Linked DNA regions of Mus musculus: regions 1, 2 and 4 are each linked to region 3. A link is a loop called in an ENCODE intact Hi-C map of the cell type or tissue named here. Cell type or tissue: left cerebral cortex. All regions are shown on one strand.

The links. Hi-C counts contacts between places; a loop is a spot of excess contacts. Peaks named below come from ENCODE experiments on the same cell type or tissue, not always from the same donor. Only the 100,000 strongest peaks of a DNase experiment are listed, where the experiment ranks them.
Region 1: a loop joins it to region 3, with 2.1 times the contacts of the local background. A loop is called at or near these places in 5 of 42 quality-filtered maps.
Region 2: it touches region 3 in a loop (2.9-fold over the local background); 3 of 42 quality-filtered maps call a loop at or near these places.
Region 4: a loop joins it to region 3, with 2.2 times the contacts of the local background. A loop is called at or near these places in 5 of 42 quality-filtered maps.

What each region holds. Positions count from the first base shown.
Region 1 is chr8:25,664,256-25,669,255 of GRCm38, reverse strand. It overlaps Nsd3 (nuclear receptor binding SET domain protein 3), which reads right to left. Exons shown (of 23, transcript NM_001081269.2): 6 at 3,100-3,226. Among named protein-coding and RNA genes, the nearest start is that of Nsd3, 26 kb to the right of the region's middle. In left cerebral cortex, a CTCF peak has its summit at 2,913 (motif pointing right); DNase peaks (open chromatin) are centred at 394 and 2,968.
Region 2 is chr8:25,704,741-25,709,740 of GRCm38, reverse strand. It overlaps Nsd3 (nuclear receptor binding SET domain protein 3), which reads right to left. Exons shown (of 23, transcript NM_001081269.2): 19 at 3,101-3,217; 20 at 537-678. Among named protein-coding and RNA genes, the nearest start is that of Plpp5, 13 kb to the left of the region's middle. In left cerebral cortex, a CTCF peak has its summit at 2,605 (motif pointing right); DNase peaks (open chromatin) are centred at 62 and 373; H3K27ac peaks cover 1,157 bases.
Region 3 is chr8:25,598,503-25,603,502 of GRCm38, reverse strand. It overlaps D830025C05Rik (a long non-coding RNA gene), which reads right to left. Exons shown (of 1, transcript XR_003947362.1): 1 at 4,296-5,000. It also overlaps a transcript of Nsd3 not described here. Among named protein-coding and RNA genes, the nearest start is that of Letm2, 3.5 kb to the right of the region's middle. In left cerebral cortex, a CTCF peak has its summit at 4,536 (motif pointing left); DNase peaks (open chromatin) are centred at 697, 1,365, 1,928 and 4,532; H3K4me3 peaks cover 2,512 bases; H3K27ac peaks cover 2,522 bases.
Region 4 is chr8:25,674,023-25,679,022 of GRCm38, reverse strand. It overlaps Nsd3 (nuclear receptor binding SET domain protein 3), which reads right to left. Exons shown (of 23, transcript NM_001081269.2): 8 at 3,281-3,326; 9 at 177-307. Among named protein-coding and RNA genes, the nearest start is that of Nsd3, 36 kb to the right of the region's middle. In left cerebral cortex, no CTCF peak of the experiment used is centred here; DNase peaks (open chromatin) are centred at 1,546 and 2,339.

The DNA of each region.
Region 1 (5,000 bases), 66 kb before region 3:
CAAACTCCTGGGGAAGAGAGGCTGAAACCTAAATTACCAATAGACTGTCTGTACGTGCCAAAGCCTCCTAAGACCTTCTCAACTGTGGCCGTGGAAAACTCCCAGATGAGGAAACAGGAGGGGCCTGGGAGGGCAGAAACCTAAGAAGGACATAGAAACTATACAGCCCTTTGTCTGCACACCTGTGCTGGCTTTAAAAACAACCCGGTAAGCTTCAATGAAGTGCTCACCTAAGTCCTGTTACCCAGAGCTAGCCTGGCCTACATTGGAAGAATCCCGTCCAAAACCAAACCAAAAGAACACCGAAACAAACCAACCACCAACAGCGAGTCCAGGAGTTATCTGGAGTCTCTGCAGTGCCTGGGGTGTGGGAGCCGATGCTGGTTGGAGCAGCAGTGGGAGGTGGCAAAAGGCAGGGGAGTCCAGGCAGACTGCGTTTCCTACCATACGCTATGAAACCACACACACACACACACACACACACACACACACACATACACACACAAGCTTAAACCTGAAGGGTCTGGCACTGAGAGAAATGAATCAAGAGACGAAGTGGTACACCTTTAATCCCATACAAGGCAAGCAGAAGTAGGAGGTATCTTGCCTTCAGGGCTAGCCTGGTCTACAGAGTGAGTTCCAGGACAGCCAGGGCTATGAAGAGAGGCCTTGTCTCAAAACAAAAATAGACAAAAAAGGTTGCTTAGCAGGTGTCTAAGATGGTCAGTATGGGGAAAAATAATCCACTAATCTGGGTCCCAGGACTATTCAATGTGGCCAACATATGGCAGAACAGAAATGGTTCAAGTTTTTTCTTCCTAAATTACAAAATCATTTCTTAGCATTCAAAATCTTTTAAAGAACAAAATAAACTCTTATTTATAAGATAAGATTCTAAATGACCAAGCTAATTAAGATTTTCTCGTTCAATTAAATATTGAACTTAGGCCAGTGTGCATACCAGACAACCACTCTACCAGCCTATGGGGATGGGAGAGTGGTTGAGACAGGTTCTCACTCTGCAGCCCAGGCTATCCTGAAATAGCCCAAGCTAACTTTGGCTGACAGTGATCTTCTTGCTTGGTCTTCTGAGTGCTGGATAACAGGCAGGAAACCACACACATGGCTCGCACCCCACTATAGCTTTTTATTTTGGCCCAAGGTCTTACTAAGCAGGATACACTGGCCTTGGAACCGGCATGCTCATGGAAGACTCTCCAACTGATTACAGATCTATTTCTACTGACTATAGAAATCAAAATAACATATAATACTATTTCTAATAATATATATTAATTATTCATTTTATCATTCACATAGTACTGTTATTATGAATAACAACGTAGCACATGATCTATTAAAACTAAGATACATATTAAAGTCTTTTTGAAAAATAGCTGCCGGTGGCGCACGCCTTTAATCCCAGCACTTGGGAGGCAGAGGCAGGCAGATTTCTGAGTTCGAGGCCAGCCTGGTCTACAAAGTGAGTTCCAGGACAGCCAGGGCTACACAGAGAAACCCTGTGTCGAAAAAGAAAAAAGAAAGAAAGAAAGAAAAAAAAGAAAGAAAAATAGCTTCAATCTGCTAAGATGGCTCAGTGAATACGGGTGCTCCCTGCCACATCTGACTTGTTTGATCCCCAGGACCCACGTTAAAAAACTGTTTCCCACTATTGTATATGCCAGAAAGATTTTGCTGAAGGGACCCTGTTATAGCTGTCTCGTATGAGGCTATGCAAGTGCCTGGCAAATACAGAAGTGGATGCTCACAGTCATCTATAAGATGGATCACAGGGTCCCCAATGGAGAAGCTAGAGAAAGCACTCAAGGAGCTGAAGGGATCTGCAACCCTATAGGTGGAACAACATTATGAATTAACCAATACCCCCAGAGCTCGTGTCTCTAGCTGCATATGTAGCAGAAGATGGCCTAGTCGGTCATCACTGGGAACAGAGGCCCCTGGGTATTGCAAACTTTATATGCCCCAGTACAGAGGAATGCCAGGGCCAAGAAGGGGAAGTGAGTGGGTAGGGGAGCAGGGCGGAGGGAGGGTATAGGGAACTTTCGGGATAGCATTTGAAATGTATATAAAGAAAATAATAAATAAATAAATAAATAAATAAATAAGAGACTGTCTCCCACAAGCAGTCCCCTGAGATCTACATGCATGCTGTGGCACGTGTGCAAGTGCACACATACACACATAAATAAGTAAAAGTAATTCCAACTTTAGATACAAACATAGCCTTAAAGTCTTCCAAAGGTACAACCTTTCTAAATACAGGCATTTTTCTTTCTCTGTTTTTGTTGTTGCTGTTTCCTGTCATTCTGTTTTGTCCATCTCTGGCAGACCTGGAACTTGCTATGCAGGCAAGACAGGTGTCAAACTCACAGAGACCTCCCCGCCTCTGCTGCCGACTCCCTCCCTCAGACGTTTCTCTTTTAAGGATGAGGAGCCACTAACACTGCACACATCCAAACAACAACTCCGTCTCCAACAGAGTTAGATAAAGGAGCAAACGGTGAGGGTTGAGACTGTCTCCTGAGGCTGCAGAGGAAGCTGCTGTCCTTCAATATAAGATATAAAAGATTTCACAGGCTTACAAATCACAGCTGTAACGCCCCACCCCCACGCCTTTCTTTTTTCTTTTTTCTTTTTTTTTCTTTTCTTTTCCTTTCTTTTTTCGAGCTGGGATGTTGCTGGTTTCTTTTAGCTGGGATTCCATGCACACCACCATGCTCAGCATAGAATTTACAGCTATACTCTTAATTATGGGACAGTGCTTGTATTTAGGGAAAAGAACTATGAATACAACTCTCTAGCTCTAATTCTTTTGTTTCCTTCTAAAAGAATTACTTTTAAAATCCAAATACTGAATATGCTGCTTCCATGTACGTCTGTGCACATGTGCACCAGAAGAGGGCGTCAGTCGCCCGGGGCTGGAGTTAGAGTTAGCATACAGAGCAAGGACTCTCACAGTGAAATACTTACACAGTATGTCATTATGGCCTGCCTTCATTCACCCTCGTTTACCTTTGACAATGAAACTTTCTTAGGAACCCCTGAGGATGGAGCCAGGCGCCCCTCAGTCACACCCACCTGCAGAACCAGATGTTGCCTCCGGAGATGACGCGCTCTGAGCCGGCTTTTCACTTCTCTGACTTGGTGAAGAGATTATAAGCCTGTCTTGCCCCCTGACACTTATTTCTGTTTTGTTACCAATACCCTTTAAAATGAGGTAGAATAAAAAGACAAGTTAGTAGGCACATAACAGCATGAGCTTATACAGATGGCTTAACGTGACCGTAATTTGCTCAAACTTGTAATGTCAATTATGATTAGTCGTTATCAGAATGTATTTTAATGAGATCCCTTGAAAGAAAAATAAAAATTTGCCTTAAGTCCAGGTGATAAGTATTTTGTTTGTTTGTTTTTCGAGACAGGGTTTCTCTGTGTAGCTCTGGCTGTCCTGGAACTCACTCTGTAGACCAGGCTGGCCTTGAACTCAGAAATCCACCTGCCTCTGCCTCCCAAGTGTGGGATTAGAGGCGTGCGCCACCACTGCCTGGCAAATATTCTTAATAAATAAACTCACATTACCCTGTTTTCTGTCAAAAAAAAAAAGGTAATTCCTAGTCTGAACAGTTTTTTTTATATATATGTACCATTGTCATTTGGTTGCTTATTGCAAAGGCAGAAAGGTCACTGTGTCTTGAGATGAGAATACCGTTAGATAAAAGAGATATGCCATTTATATTACAAACTGAGATCAAGTAGGTAACATGAACAGACAGATAATAAGTGCAGTTAATTTAGATCTTAATTTAGGTATTTTTTAATGTAATAAGAGTAATTTTAAATGTTATTTATTTTTCAAAAGATCAATTTGTCCTTTAGGATTTATTGATTTTCACTTTATGAGTGTTTGCCTGCACTTATGTGTACCTGCAGCAGCTAGGATGTAGCCTGGGATCCTCTGGAGCAGGAGTTATAGAAGGTTGTAAGTCACCATTTAGGTGCTGGGAACCAGACCCAGATCTATACAAGAACAGCAAGTGTTCTTAAGGGCTGAGCCATCTCTCTGGCCCCGAAAGATAAAAGTTTTATCTTGAATTGTCTTTAATAGCCTTAGGGTGTTGAGGATATTTTTCATACAGAAGTAAATAAAACCAGCTCTAAGAATAAAGGCAATTTGCATTCAAACAATATGCAAATGCTGCTATCAAAAGAATCACATTGGGGCTAGAGATGGCTCAGTGGCTAAGAGCACCTGCTGATGTCTAGGGGACTAAGTTTGGTCCTGACACCAGTATTGTGGAACTCACAACAGCCTTAAGGGATCTGGCAAGGAAAGGAAATGAGAAAGAGGGGAGTGGGGAGTGAGAGGAAGAAGGGAAGGGAGAAAGCAAAAGGACAACATGGAGAGACATCAGCTGGAAACAAATTTAAGCTGTTCTGGAAAACCTAGCGCTGTGGAGATCAGTTAAACCCACAGGCAGAAAGAATGGATGCAGGACTCTTGATATTTCTAAAACCAATTCTAAACATGAAGCATCACTATATTTAACCAATATTTTAATGTCTATATATGTCTATGCTAATGGTGAAGAAAGAACATAATTCCTTAATATATACATACATGTGATACAATTAAATCAAAATCACAAACCCTGAGTTATGAAGTGGGCTGGAAGGCGTGTACATAGTCCAGTGTCATCCAGAATTCTGACACCTGCAAGCCAAAACCTAACTGCCTGCGATGGAAACCCAGGGTGGACTGAGGGAGCTTTAGTGGCTGACTTATACCACTGATTACCCTTTCCAACACAGTAATGGAATTTCTTCTCTAAAACTCAACAAGCTATCCCAAGCTAACAGGAATCTAACAAAACTGCTGCCACAGCAATGCCAAGCTAAATGTGTGGCCTTTTCTCACAGCTTCAAGCTGGACGGAGAGAAGGCCTGAGCAAGGCCTAAGTACAGCTGTTAGGAGGAGTGCT
Region 2 (5,000 bases), 110 kb before region 3:
GAAAAAGAAGCCAGCTGGTGTGGGGACAGCAAATTGCTTTCTTAAAAAAGGATTTACTTGGACTGTTTGTAATTACGTGAATGTGTGTATGTGTGTATGTGTGTATGTGTGTGGGTGCCCGTGGGAGCTGGAGGGCTCTGACCCTTGCAGCTGCAGTATGGTCGTGAGCCACTCCACATGCACGCTGGGCATTGATCTCCGGCCCTCTGCAAAACAAGTATAGACTCTCCACTGCTGAGCCATCTCTCCAGCCTCCATGAGTTAATTACCTCTAGTATGCTTTAAACGCACAGAAGAGCTAGGCCATCTAGTTCTATTCTGCAGACAGCACTATTTTGGGAAGTGACGTGTCTGCACTGTGGCAGACCCTCCCACATCCTCTTCTGCAGAAAGGCTGGACAGGTTTTCTCTTTAGATGTAGTTTTACCACATTGGCAAGTAACGCCCAGTTGTCTGATCTGAATAGACTCTCAGGGGCTGGGCCTTTAAGACAGGCTTCCCCCGTGGAGGGGCCCCGGCAGCAAGTCACGCTTTACCTGCAGGAATGTCACAAAGAGCAAATAGTCCAACTCGAACGTCTCCATTTACAGTCCACTTCTGTGTCTCACAGTTTGGATTACAACTGTGGTTCATGAAACGAGAATAATTTCCCTTTGGTCCAGCATCAATTATACGGTCCTTCAGAAAGAAAAAAAAGTCTGTGTGTGGGGGGTGCTTCAACATAAACTGGATACAAGCCCATTTAGAAACATCCAGTTAGGGAACTCCAAGACAGGATCATTTATCATCAGCTGGTGTGCCAACTGTCAGCTCTAAAAACATTGCAGACACTCCTCTGTGGAGTTAACACGTTCTCTATTTGAGGACCTTAGGGTTTTGTTTTTTAAATTTTTCTTTCTTTCTTTTCTTTCTTTCTTTCTTTCTTTCTTTCTTTCTTTCTTTCTTTCTTTCTTTCTTTCTTTCTTTCTTTCTTTCTTTCTAGAAACTGCATAGAAACTGCTGATGGTAGTCTAATAAATAAGGATCAGCAGCAGGTCACATGTTTAGGCATTCTTGATCGTGCACGGAGCTATATGGTTCAGGTAACCAACTGCTCAGGCAGTTCCTTCTCAGCTTCTCTCTTGAACTCTATGCTAGAAGATAAACTGCTATGGGATGGACGAGTTTACCCACGAGGACAGAGAAGGGCAATGAGACTCTCTCTGAGCGGGAGGTGACAGTCCTTCATGTCTGTCCTCTCACAGGGGTTACCTACGCAGGAAACACTAGACAGTTAGGTCTGTCAGTGTGGACTCTAACAGTGAGGTCGTGCCAAGGCCTGAACACACAGGACGCTGTCACTGAACTGAACTCAGTAAGAGGATTCGAGACGCAGACTCCAGCCTAACACCGGCAGTCGAGGTTACCCTGTAGCACGTGCAAGCTGTACACTTTTCTATTTTTTAATTTTTTTTTTTTTTTTGGTTTTTCGAGACAGGGTTTCTCTGTGTAGCCCTGGCTGTCCTGGAACTCACTCTGTAGAGCAGGCTGTCCTCGAACTCAGAAATTCGCCTGCCTCTGCCTCCCAAGTGCTGGGATTAAATGTGTGAGCCACCATGCCCGGCTACACTTTTCACATAAGACATAACTACATATAGTTTATCTTCCTTTTTTCTTTTTTGAGATAGTGTCTGACAATGTGGCTCTGGTTGGTGTGGAACATGCTATGTAGACCAGGCTGTCCTTGAACTGAGAGATCTGCCTGCCTCAGTCTCAAAAGTGCTAGGATTAAAGGTGTGTGCCACCATGCCCACAACCTCTTTTACTGTTTTTTGTTGGTTTTCTGTCAAGTTTTTGCTTGAGATGAGGCTCAAACCCACAGCCTCACATGCCTTCAGTACATGCTTCAGCACGGAGCCATGGCCTCAGCTTAGATGACATTCTGATTCTTTTAGAACCATCACAGAACACGTGGAACAGGAGGACTAGTCTTGGTCCTTGGTGTGTAGTAGTGTACTAAACAAAGACTGAACTACACCTAGGCCTGGGCTTCCTGTCCTCTGTAAGGATGATGATAAGAAATGACATCATGGCTGCCATGAGACACGCAAATACAAATCAATTTACCAGTTACCGGTCTTCGATGCTCTGTTTTCTTTTCTGTGTTTGTTTCTCTTTTATTTAGACAGGATCATAACTATGTAGCCCAGGCTGGCTCTAACTTAAACTTATGATCCTCCTGCTTTAACCTCCCAAACGCTGAGAGTACAGGTGCGTGCCACAGTGCCTGGCTAAAGTTTTATTTAAACTAGTTTACTTCCATTGTTCTTATGCCAACATTCATTATTTTCCTGTCACTTGTCTTACACGTATGAGTATGTTGCCTGCATATATGTATGTGACTCACGGGGCGCCCCTGGTGCCTTTAGAAATAAGATGTCATGTTCTCTGGGAATGAAGTTCCAAATTGTTGTGTGCCAGTACTCGGGAGCTCGGAACCGGACCCTGGTTTTCTGTAAAAGCAACAAACGCTCCCAGCCATGGAGACATTTCTCCAACCCTCTTGTCATTGGTTTTTTGTTTTTTTAGACTTTATCTATTTTATGTATGTGATTACACCATCACTCTACTCAGACACACCAGAAGAGGGCATCAGATCCCACTGCTGTGGCTGTGAGCTACCAAGTGGTTGCTGGGACTTGAACTCAGGACCTATGGAAGAGCAGTCAGTGCTCTTAACTACTGAGCCATCTCTCCAGCCTGTCATTTTTTTTAAGCTTAATAAATACAGAGAAAACTTTTGAGCTTTAGGCTAATGAAAAATTTCAAGGTATTTAATAACTCAGTTATAGTTGATTTCTCCAGCAGTAATAAAGAACCCAGATCTCTAGCTGCCTCAGACATGGTCGCTTTGTTTCTTAGCATTTCCCTCTTGCTCCATAGTCTCCTGACTATGGACGGTTCCTTCTGTAATCCTGAGATAATAACAGCACCAACTACTGAAAATCCTCATAGTTTACTTAGAAAAAAAATGAAAGGAACAGAAACCGAGGTCAACATAAAATCACAAACAGAACACAAAACGTCCCTTTTTCTTACCAAAAAATAAAAGCAATTTTACCTTGGTAACAGTTAACATATAAAAATTAGTTACACTGTTCTCGTGGGCTCGCTTGATTCGGAGTCTGCACTCTTCTTCATCAATTAATTCACCGACATACTCGTTTACAAATTCCCCCTGCAAAGAAGGATGTAACAGGGAACATCAGCTGCACTGTAATGCACATCCTAACACCACATGTATGAACCAAGAAAACTAACTAAAAGTGTTTGTGAGGGCCAGGAATGTAATACAATAGCAGAATCCTTGCCTGGCTTGTGTAAGGCCATGGGAAGGCCATGGGCTCAGTCCCCAACAGCACACAAACGGCATGTGGTGGCACATGTCTATAGCCCCAGCACGGGGAGGTGTAGACAGCAGCAGTTCAGGTCCCCCTCATCTTGTCTCGTCTTGTGTGGAGTTCGAGGCTCGCTTGGACCCATGAGATCTTACCTTAACAACAACAAAAGCCCAGGACTGGGGGAAAGGGATGGCTCAGTGCGTAACCTGAGTGTGATGCTAAGAACCATGTAAGGGGATGAGCAATGTCCTCACTTTACTGGCCACACGGTGTGTACATGTGGATCTGCCTAGGCCTAGTTTCTCAGACAATCCTTTTTAATGAAAAACAAGATAAACACCACAGAGCTGTGCAGTGGAATATTTGCCTAACAATGTTATGATCTGAGCTCAGATCCATAGAAACTAAGAGGCTGAGCATGGTGGCACACACCATATTTTTGTGAAATCCTAGAGACAGTGACACTCACTGTCCAGCTTGGAGAAGGTTCAGGTGGTGAGAAACCCTGTCAAACAGCAGGTCTGTTCTAGTTGGCCTGTTGTCTACTCAACAGGAGCTTGAGTTATCTGGGAAGAGGAGCCTTGAATGAGAAAATGCCTCTGTCAGATTGCCTGGTGAGTCCAGAGGTATTATTCTCTTGTTAGTGACTGATGGGGGAGCACCAGCTCACAGGTGGTCCTGGATGGTCTAAGGAAGCAGGCTGGCCAGGCATGGTGGCATACACCTGTACTGGCTGCTTCTGGGTGTCAACTTGACACAGGCTGGAGTTATTACAGAGAAAGGAGCTTCAGTTGAGGAAATGCCTCCATGAGATCCAACTGTAAGGCATTTTCTCAATTAGTGATCAAGGGGGAAAGGCCCCTTGTGGGTGGGACCATCCCTGGCGGGTAGTCTTGGGTTCTATAAGAGAGCAGGCTGAGCAAGACAGGGGAAGCAAGCCAGTAAGGAACATCCCTCCATGGCCTCTGCATCAGCTCCTGCTTCCTGACCTGCTTGAGTTCCAGTCCTGACTTCCTTTGGTGATGAACAGCAATGTGGAAATGTAAGCTGAATAAACCCTTTCCTCCCCAACTTGCTTCTTGGTCATGATGTTTGTGCAGGAATAGAAACCCTGTCTAAGACAACACCTTTAATTCCAGCACTCACATGGGAGTTTCAAGACAGCCAGAACTTTAAAACAAAGCAAGCTGACTGAGCCTTGGTTTCTGCTTCAGTTCAGGCCTTGAGTTCTTGCCCTGAACTCCTTTCATAGTGGACTACAACTGTAAGCTAAAATAAATCTTTTCCTCCCCAGTTTGCTAACTAAGATGCATTAAAGTCATGAAAACACCTTAGAAACAACATCCTGATTGTTACCTGACTTTAACAGGCATGAGCACACATCTACAAAAAGAAAAGAGAACCGGAAAATCCCCCTTCAACCCTAGAAGTAAATAGTTATTATTTATTCACAGGTATTTGGGTGGCAGGAATATCCCTGTGCAAGTATTTCCAAAGGCAGCAATGTGCTTGCTTTTTCTTGCTGACATTATTGCTATATTCCCAAGTGGCATCTGTGGCATGTCACTAGGTCTTGGAATAAAGCGAACCCTGACTTTTGAAGCCATTATCATCACTACA
Region 3 (5,000 bases):
CCACACCTCCCTCATTTCACAACAATCACAACCCCATAACCACTAGCTTCTCTATTTCTCTAGCCTTGAAATACAAGACAGAATACACACAAACATAGGAACAAAAGGCTTTCCCTTCTAACACTTCAATAATCCCCATCCTTTTCCTCACACTCTGTGACGCCTGGTCGATAATTCTCATCCTTTCCAACACTCAGCTAATGTCCTTCCCTAGCCCAATCGTATGTCTTTCAGTTTCCTGCGTCTATTTCCTATCCTGCTCTTGCATCCTGACACAATCATTTTTCATCCCTATTTCCTAATCTTATCTTTTCCTCCACTTTGATTCACTAGTTTCTCTCCTTGATTCCCAGAAGAAGCCTCGATTCTCCATCACCCCTATCCCTTTCCCCCCAACTCTTCTAGTTTCCACACTCCATTCCAGACCTATCCTCATTTGCATTAGGTCTCTAATGTCCAAATCTAACTCTTCTCTTTTCCTACCCCTCCCCCGTTTCCATCCTTATCCCCGCCCCCATCCCACCTCTACTCCCAATTCCCAGCTCAGCACCACTACATCATATCCCAAGCCTACCTGCCCCACCTCCCAATTCCTTCCACACCCACCTTACCATCTGCTCTTCCTTCCCAGAACCCTTTCAGGCCATCCGCGGCCCCTTCTCTTCCAGGGTCTCACTCCTTATGGGTGCCTGGGTCTTAGGTCGCCCCCACCCCAAGGAGCCTCCTCAGCCCTGACGCGCAACACACACATACACAAGCACTTTACCTTCAGTTTGTTCCATTCTAACCCCCCTGCCGTGTCAGTGCGATCACAGGAGAGACACCGAGGCCCGAAGTGGGGCTGGGTTGCCGGCAGCTGCCGGGACCGCGGGCGCAGGAGACGGAACCGAGCTAGGCCGCATGAAATCCTCGGACTAGATTTCCCCCGCGCCGAGCACCCCTGCCATGGCGGCCGGCACTGAGGACGGCCACGGCCCGGCCGGCCGGGCTCGTTTTGCGGGCAGACGGAAGGCTGCGGGCGACGCGGAGCGAAGGGGAGGCGGCCGGACGGGGGTCGCCGCGTAGCTGCTGGTGCCGGAGAGGAGCCGGAGGCTGGCGGCCCCGAAGGGCAGCAGGGTCCCAGGGTTCTGATCGAAAGCTGCACACCTCTCCCAGCAGACACCCGGCAACCCAGCCCCGGTCTCGGCCTCCGTCCGGATCTCCGCGCCGCCAGCTCCCGCCGCCGTCGCCGCCGCCGCCGCCGCCTCCGCGCACAAAGCCCCCCCGCCCCGTTCGGCGCCGCCGCCGCCAAATCCTAGGTCTCCTATTGGCTACTGGCCGCGGCGCCTGCCGGGAAATGCAGTCCGGAGCTCGGCGCTGAGAGCGAAGGAGGAAGAGGCTCGTCAGCCGCGGAGAGGAGGGGCGCGCGAGAGTCTGGAGCAGACGCGAGACCGCAGGCGATGAGGCAGAGGGACAGGAAGGGCTGGTGCGGAGGGGCAGCCAGGTCGGGCCTGCGAGGCTAATACTTACTAAACGGCAGCACGTACTAGACGCCATATGGTACTCGAGTGGCCCTGCGCTACCATTCCTAGATGTTAGGAAGAACCTGATGACCGGTACGCGGTGACGCAGACCGGGGAGTGCCCGGGAGTCACTGACAGCCTGACAGCTGTCAGCAGAGCGCCCTGGCCCCGGCGTCCCAGACACGGGCCAGCACGTTAGGACGACAGCCCGAGCCGGGGCAGTCTCCTTCCCCGGGAGAGAGACCGGTAGCCGCCAGTGTGCCCGGGGGTTGCCGGGCAGTCCGCGTCCAGCAACAGAAGGCACCCCGATCTCCCGGGCAGCCACTGGACCCGGTTGCCCTCTTCCTGCCCGCACCGGGGTACAGAGGCTTGTGGGTAGCCGGGAGGACGTCAGCGCGACTGCATCCCGGGCCGCGGGCCACAGCGAGGACTGCGGGCGGGTCACGTGCCCCGGCCCTGCGCTGCTCCGGGCCAGAGCTCCGCACTGAGTGACGTGGGGATATTTGTCCCAGAGCGATCACCGGAGAGTGAGAGGAAGGGAGGCAGTCCTCTGCAAACCCCTTGCCCTTCCCATTCTAGGAAATACGAGTGATCCAGTGACAGGGCCGGGTAAACAGTCTTGAAGGGGTGTGCAGATGTAGTTTCTTGGGGCCTGGTAATTACTTAGAAGGTCCAACCCAGAAACGAGAACTTACAAAGGAAACATACGTAGCCATCAAATGAGGAAACCGATACACTCTTGCTTTCTGTTCTGAGAATTACCGAACCCTGTCACTACAAAGTGTCAACCTCCAGTCGGGCGTGGTGGTGCACGCCTTTTATCACAGCACTCCGGAGGCAGATTTCTGAGTTCGAGGCCAGCCTGGTCTACAAAGTGAGTTCCAGGACAGCCAGGGCTATACAGTGAAACCCTGTCTCGAAAAACAAACAAACAAACAAAACAAAACAAAAAAAGTGTCAACCTCCTCTCCATAGAGACTACATTTGCTACCATTAAAGGAAATTTCCTGATGTGTTTCAAATACCACCTCAGAATTTTTTGTTTTTTTTTTTTTTGGTTTTTTTTTTGTTGTTGTTGTTGTTTTTGTTTTGTTTTTCGAGACATTGTTTCTCTGTATAGCCCTGGCTGTCCTGGAACTAACTCACTTTGTAGACCAGGCTGGCCTCAAACTCAGAAATCCGCCTGCCTCTGCCTCCCAAATGCTGGGATTAAGGCATGCGCCACCACGCCCGGCGGGTTTTTTGTTTTTTGTTTTGTTTTGGTCTTTTCGAGACAGGGTTTCTCTGTGTATCCCTGGCTATCCTGGAACTCACTCTGTAGACCAGGCTGGCCTTGAACTCAGAAATCCACCTGCCCCTGACTCCCAAGTGCTGGGATTAAAGGCATGCACCACCACTGCCCTGCCTCAGAACTGTTTTTAATATTTTATATTTTTATGTTTATCAGTGTTTTGCTCACATATATATCTGTGTGCCTTGTGCATGCCATGTCCCCGAAAAGGTCAAAAAAAGGTGTCAGATCTACTGGAACTGGTGTTATGGATGGTTGTGAGCAACCTCTTGGGTGCTAGGAATCAAACCCTTGCACTCAGCAAGAACAAGTGCTCTTAACCATTGATCCATCTCTCCAGCCCACCTCCTCAGAATTTTAGAAAAATCTCTGCAGTTCACTGATTTTAATGGGCACTCATACTAAAAGTGATCATGAAAATAATTCCATTGATGATATTATCATTATTATTATTATTTTGGTTTGGTCTCTATTTTGGTTTTTGGAGACAGAATTTCTCTGTGTAACAGTCCTGGATGTCCTGGAGTAATTCCCTTTGTAGACCAGGCTGGCTTTGAACTCAGAGATCCACCTGCCTCCCTAGTGCTTGGATCAAAGGCATGCACCACAATTGCCCTGAAAAGTCTTTTTTTTTTTTTTTTTTTTTTTTGAGACAGGGTCCCTGGCTGTTCAACTTCCTGTGAAGACCAGGTTGGCCTCAACCTAATATAATTTCTGCCTCTGCCTGCCAAGTGCTATAATTAAAGTGTGTGCCACCATGCACAGGAACAATAGTGTTGATTTTTGTGTTATTTTGTGTGTGTGCAAATATGAGAGGAGTGCTTGTGGGAGCTAGCTCCAGACTTGCACCGTATTACAGGGCTTGAACTCCCATCATCAGTGGCACTGCAAGCACCTTTTCAGATGAGCTACCTCCTTAGACCACTTTACTGTTCATCTGTTAAGTCTTGTTAGACCCAGAAATCCTCCTTCCCCAATTTACCCACACATAATACTTTATGTTTCCATCATCTAACCTATTCTGAGGTTCAAACCATGCTTACTCTTTTCAATAGCAAACGAGCAAACAGCTTATCAAGACAGAAGCAGAAGAGGTTTCTCCAGGTTATGGTGGTAAAAATATATTCAATTTATCCTAAACACCAAATTGTCAAACCTGATAAAGTATACAAACCTGGAGAAAGTATTCATTGCTTTGAACAAATGGGTCTCATCAGGGTTCTTATCCCCCCAACCCTTCTTAAAAGAACTGGATTGTTAACTTGTGACCAGATTAAAAAATCTTCTTTATGTTTCAAATACTGGGTATGGGATAGTTCATCTGGCTTTTAAATAATACATTTTACTGTACCTGCTTGTAAGTGAATATAATTCATGGATAAGAATTTTTCCATAAGATATTTCATTGTAAAATGATAAGAATGTTTTTGCATTTGACAAATATTAAAATAATTACTGTAGAGCTTGGAATTATCAGAGCGAGAAAACAAGGAGAGGGAAGCTTTAGCATGGGACATAATCTCTTTATTATGGGACATAATAAGCTCTTTAATCAGGAGCCAGGAGGATCTCAGTGAGTTCGAGACTAGCCTGGTCTACACAGTGAGTTCCAGGCCAGCCAGGGCTACATGGTGAGACCCTGTCTCAAGGCGGGGAAGGAGGAGTTAAGTTTTGTAAATTTCAATTCTTTATGATCAGACTGTGAAACAGAACCCCTAGTGGAAAATTGCCTGACATGCACAAAGGGACCCCTAGTGGCCAAACTGAAAAGTTTTGCTTATTTTAAGTAGTCCATTCGGTTAGTTGAAATATACTTTTTTTTTTTTTTTTTTTTTTAGGATTAAAAACGGCCTCCATTTCTTTTTTTCTTTTCTTTTTTAGTTCTTTTGAAACAGGATCCCACTGTGTAGCCCTGGCTGTCTTGGAACTCACTTTGTAGACCAGAGTGACCTTGAGCTCACACAGATCTGCCAGTCTTGTCTATTAAGTACTGGCATAAAAGGCATGCACTACCATGCCCAGCCCTCAAAACTTATTCTATTTTGTACAGCTCATAATTTTATCATCAGAGTTCTCAGAAAAGTTGAAGAAAGCTCGAGCCAGGCATGGTGGTGCACACATTTAAATCTGAGCAATTTAGAGGACCAGGCAAATGAATCTCTGTGAGTTCAAGGCAAGCCTGGTCTACATAACGAGTTCTGGGCCAG
Region 4 (5,000 bases), 76 kb before region 3:
CACAGACAGGTAAGCTGAATATTGTGGTGACCAAGAGTGAGCGATGACAAACATGCTATCCCCCCTTACATGCTATCGTACCACGAGTACGCTTACGTTCCCCGGATGCTCCCGAGAAAGCATGCTAACTGTGGCTGGCAAACAAGTCGTCTGCCCAGACCCGAGCACACACTCACCTGCCCGTCACTCAGTCCTCTAGAATCGGAGTCAGATGTGTCTCTGTACGTGCAACTAGCCGTCTCTACATCCGTTGAGGCGCGACTCCTTTTCTTTAGGGGCTTACAGGAATCTGAAATCTCGCTGGCACCTTAACATAACACACTGAAATTAATCCTAAAATAGAATTTAGGGTCACTGTAAACTTTTTTTTTTGTTGGTGGTGAGTATTTTCTTTCCCCAAACTCGTCTCAAGTATACTGGGGGAAATTCACAGCTGTTTGTAGCACTGAAGTTGCAAGCCAGGACTTGATAAGTTTCTGACTTCCGGTATTAAGTGATCCCATTCACAACTGCTCTATAAAAACATTTAAGTTCAGTTCTGCTTGTCGCCGTTTCCCCAGCAGGGCCCAAGTTCCACTCTAGACATCCATTCTAGCCAAACTGAGAGACAGCCAATTGATTTGGAACAATTCAGAGAACCATTTGATTGCGTAAGGGGAAGACATGAAACCCAACACAGTGTAGTTTACAGATACGGTTGCAGAGACATCTCCATCTTGTTTGATTAGGGATGTGACAAATCTTTGATTTGTATTCGATTCCTACTCGGATAGTGCCGTTTCAACCCCCCAATTTTGCAATTCAGTTATTAGCCCCCCAATACATTTTGGATTTTCATAATTGTTCTTTCTTAGTAGAGTGGCATTTATTGTGACCGTTAACAAGTGCTGTGGCACGTCCACACACATCATGCCATGTGGGAGGAACGTTACTGAGGGCTGAATGGACAATCAGTGTTCAAGTGCGAGAAATCACCAAGGGCTAGATGACAGGCCTCTGGACTTTGTGAGGGAGAGAAGAAATATATACTTGGGAAAAAAAAGGCAGAGAAGAGTGTGGAATTTTTTTTTTTAAAACTGCGTGTAATACAAATCCAGCCAAAACAATAGTGCAAAAAGTTACAAAGCAATAATCTCTTGGGCTAATGCGGTAGGCTAGACAGAGACAGCCGCGATGACATGTGCAGATCAGGCACGGTGAATACCAAGGAACCAAGGAGACGGGTAAGATGTCCACCCACAGTTTGTTTTAGATCCCCCCCCCCCAAACTTTCCATACAACAGACAGACATCTAGATCAGCCCAGCAAGCTACGGTGGAATTGTGCAGTCCGGAAGAGACTGTGGAGAAACAGGTCTCCTGAGGCCATGAAGATCCGTAACAGGCCGAAGGGAGCGCTTGGTGTCTAGCCACGTGTTGTGGTGGAGGTGGCGGCCTCGGGAGACTGCTCTGGTTACTGGAACCTTCTTAGCACATCCCATCCTACAAGTTTGCACTGAATGCTTCCTGACAGCTACAAAGGAGGGTGCCCGCCCACGTTAATGCTGATTCAAGAACACAAGGACACAAATCTATCTCTTTCATTGCTGGTGTGTGGAACCAGAACACCACCACAAAGTATTTCCTTGGCCTAAGAGATCACTGAATTAACAAGGAGTTTTAACAGAAGAACAGAAGTGCTGTACTGAGAGGCTTGCGAAGGGAAACACGGGTACCGCCAATTCCGATGAGTTTCTGAAAATGCCAGAAAAATGACAGACTGCTGAAAGCAGCTGTCCTGTTGTTCTCCATGACAACGGCACTAATGTTAGAAAAAATAATAAGAGCTTTTAATGATTGCAATGTATACAGTTTGGGCCATTTGGCAAAACCCTGCAGATGTGTATTAATGATGCTTTATTTAAAAACAAAACAGTCCATGTTGGAATTGATCAGGGTAAGTTAAATGGTGGTTTGTTTGTTTGTTTGTTTGTTTTTTAGGCTGGACCCATGATTTAAGCTGTACCCATCCAGCTCGGACAAAAAAAAAAAAAAAAAAAAAAAAAAAGATAGAGAGAAATCATCTGAATGTTAAAGCAATTGTTCAGTCTTGAAGAAGAAACCAGGCCAGAGAATGCCAATAATAATGATTGGCAAAATCAAAATCAAAACAAAAGGAACTTTATCGAGCCGCCGACAAAGAACTCTTGCACGGAGACTCCAAGTCTGGAGTTTCTGGGATGAAATTGTACAGGAATCTCAGTCCACAGTTTCCTCTTTCGCTGCGGAGACGGAGCTGTCACTGAATCTGACAGAGCCCTGCGCTCCTCGGTCCGCCGACCCTGTGGAATGGTGGAAACACAACGCAATCAGGCCTCCTAATCTCGCAGCGATCGATCGCGATGTCTTTTCTTGGGGCTCCGCCAAGCAGTGTTCCCTCCGAGAGGCGTTCAGTTCTGCTGAGGATCTCCACGGAGACCATCGCTGCAGACTTCTCCCCGAGAGTGCAGACAGGCTGGTGTTTTATTTTATTTATTTTAAAATAATGCAATTTGCCCAGAGTAAACTACAGGTACTAAATACAGTTTGAGCTCACCAAAATTTCACGAGTCATGCTATGGAGTTTGTACTATACTCAGATTGCACACAGAAAACACATAGATAAGTTTAAGGCTTCTTAAACTTTGTGCATATCTCAAAGAGATTTACATAATATGGTCATCTACTAGTAGCCATAGTTACGCTAAGGGTCAATTTACAAAACGATTGTACAGCACTGAAAAGGGGGGGGCATCATTTTTTCCCAGTCAAGCTGTCCTGTCTGATTTGCCATAGTCCATTTTTGACAAGCATTAATAGCTACTATTCGGTATTCGGTCGAATACCAAAAAAGTGGATTCGTCACATCCCTAGTTTATAAGCCAGTGAAATCCCAAAATCTTACGGAGAAAAGCTGGAAACAATACCAAGTCTACATGGTGTTCTCTAATTTATCAAAACAAGAAAGACTTTTCACATGGAAGTACAGAGTAGGATCAACTGTAGAAGACTCTCTCTCTCGACTCTCTCGTTCTCTGTCCTCTCTCTCTCTCTCTCTCTCACACAGACAGACAGACAGACAGACAGACAGACAGACACACACACACACACACACACACACACACACACACAGAGGGTAAAATTCCACACTGAATAGCAACAAAGATTTACAGAGACAGACAAAAGTCCATGAAGCACAAATGAATTATTCTTAGAGACTGGTTTAATCAGGAAATGCCAAGCAGCACCTTAGAGTAACTCACCTTTCTGTAACCCGGTCTTCAGGGAGGCCTGGGGAGCTGTCTCAACCTGTTTGGAAAGAACAGTACGACATTAACAGGAGGGCTTTTTCACTGGTAGAAAATCGAGGGAAAAAATTTTTGCATTTTCATCACTCTAAATAGTGATGAGTGATCGATGTCATTGAAAGTCTAAACTCAATCCCATCTTCTGAGTCAAGTTGTCTGTCTCAAGGTCAGGGAGGCGTAAGCCCTAGCTGCCTGTGCTGAGTACCAGGTGACAGCGTAGCCTCGTGCTCCTTAGCAAAGACTTCCCACCGCGCCCCTGGTGCTAGAGGAGAGCCAGAGCATTTTCCTCAGTGTCTGTTTCTGTGACCAGCCCCAATGTTGCTATGAACCCCTCCCGCCCCAAAGACATTAGGATAAATGTTTACTTACTATGATACTCAGGTTAATGTAACTCACGCCACTTTAAGACCCTTCCTTCCGCGCCTGCACTCACAGCTAAGTTGCTGGCAATCGGGACCCTCTCTGTAGAGAGTGCTACATGGCTCCATACAGCTGGAAGCTCAATACTTGTGCTGCTAGAACAAACTTAATACGTCTGTGATATTGCATTAGCACTTTCTTGAGTGTCTTATGAACAGTGTCTTGATCCTACATTAGGAGAGCGAGATCAGAAGTTATTCTGCCAATGTATATGTAGAACACGTGGTACTGGAAGACTGAACCATTGGAATAGGGAAGAGATGCTGTTTGTAGAAGTTTCTGTTTAGGCTGGGATGGAATTTTATGTTTCTTTAAGATGTGAAATATGCATGTTGAAACACATTTTGTAAATATGTAAGGATTGTTCTAAGCTTTTTAAAAATTTTTTTATTTTTTTTTTACAACAGGTAAAAAAACATACAACAGGAATGCTTTTTGTACGATACAATTAGTTGTACAAATATAAAATCTTCTAAACAATCACTGGTATTAGTCTACTACTAACTATATATAACACAGTGGCAGTAACAATTTGTCCCATTATTTTTACTCATTCTGTTTGTTTATTTTAAACTGACTGGTCACAGACTGAATTTGAGAACCAGGTGGCAAAGTCACAATTTCATTTTGGTAACAAATACTATAGATTTGTCAGACTTGAATTTTTTCTTTAATTTCCTATATATGGAAATTATATGATAAATAACAAATATTACTGAAATTTTAGCTAAATATTCTCAAAAAATTTTTATATGCTTGTGATACTATAGAGCACCCACAAAGTTAGCTTTTAAATTTGGAAGTTTTAAATTATGAAGATTTTAAATAAAAAAGGACATACTCCTCCATGGTAAATTGCTTTAAAATATTAGACTTGCTGTAACTAATTCTGAAATTTTAATACTAGATGAGTGGGCTATAAAAAATAAATATTCTAAAGCTGGTTATGGTGTCAGACACCTTTAATCCCAGCAATGGGGAGGCTGAGGCAGGTGGATCTCTGTGAATGCCTGGCCAGCCTGGTCTATAGATTTCGTTCCATGTCAGCCAGGGCTACATAGTGAGAGCCTGTCTCCAAAAGTAAAGAAAGGGGAAGGAAAGAGTGGGGACAGCTCAGCGGCAAAGTGCTTACCTAAAAATGGGTATTCATTCATTTTATAAAAATCAAAAAAAAAAATCTGCGAGTTTATAATTGATAGAATCACTTCTCAGAATTCTTTGAAAAGGTAATTTCACATGTATATTATTACTACAT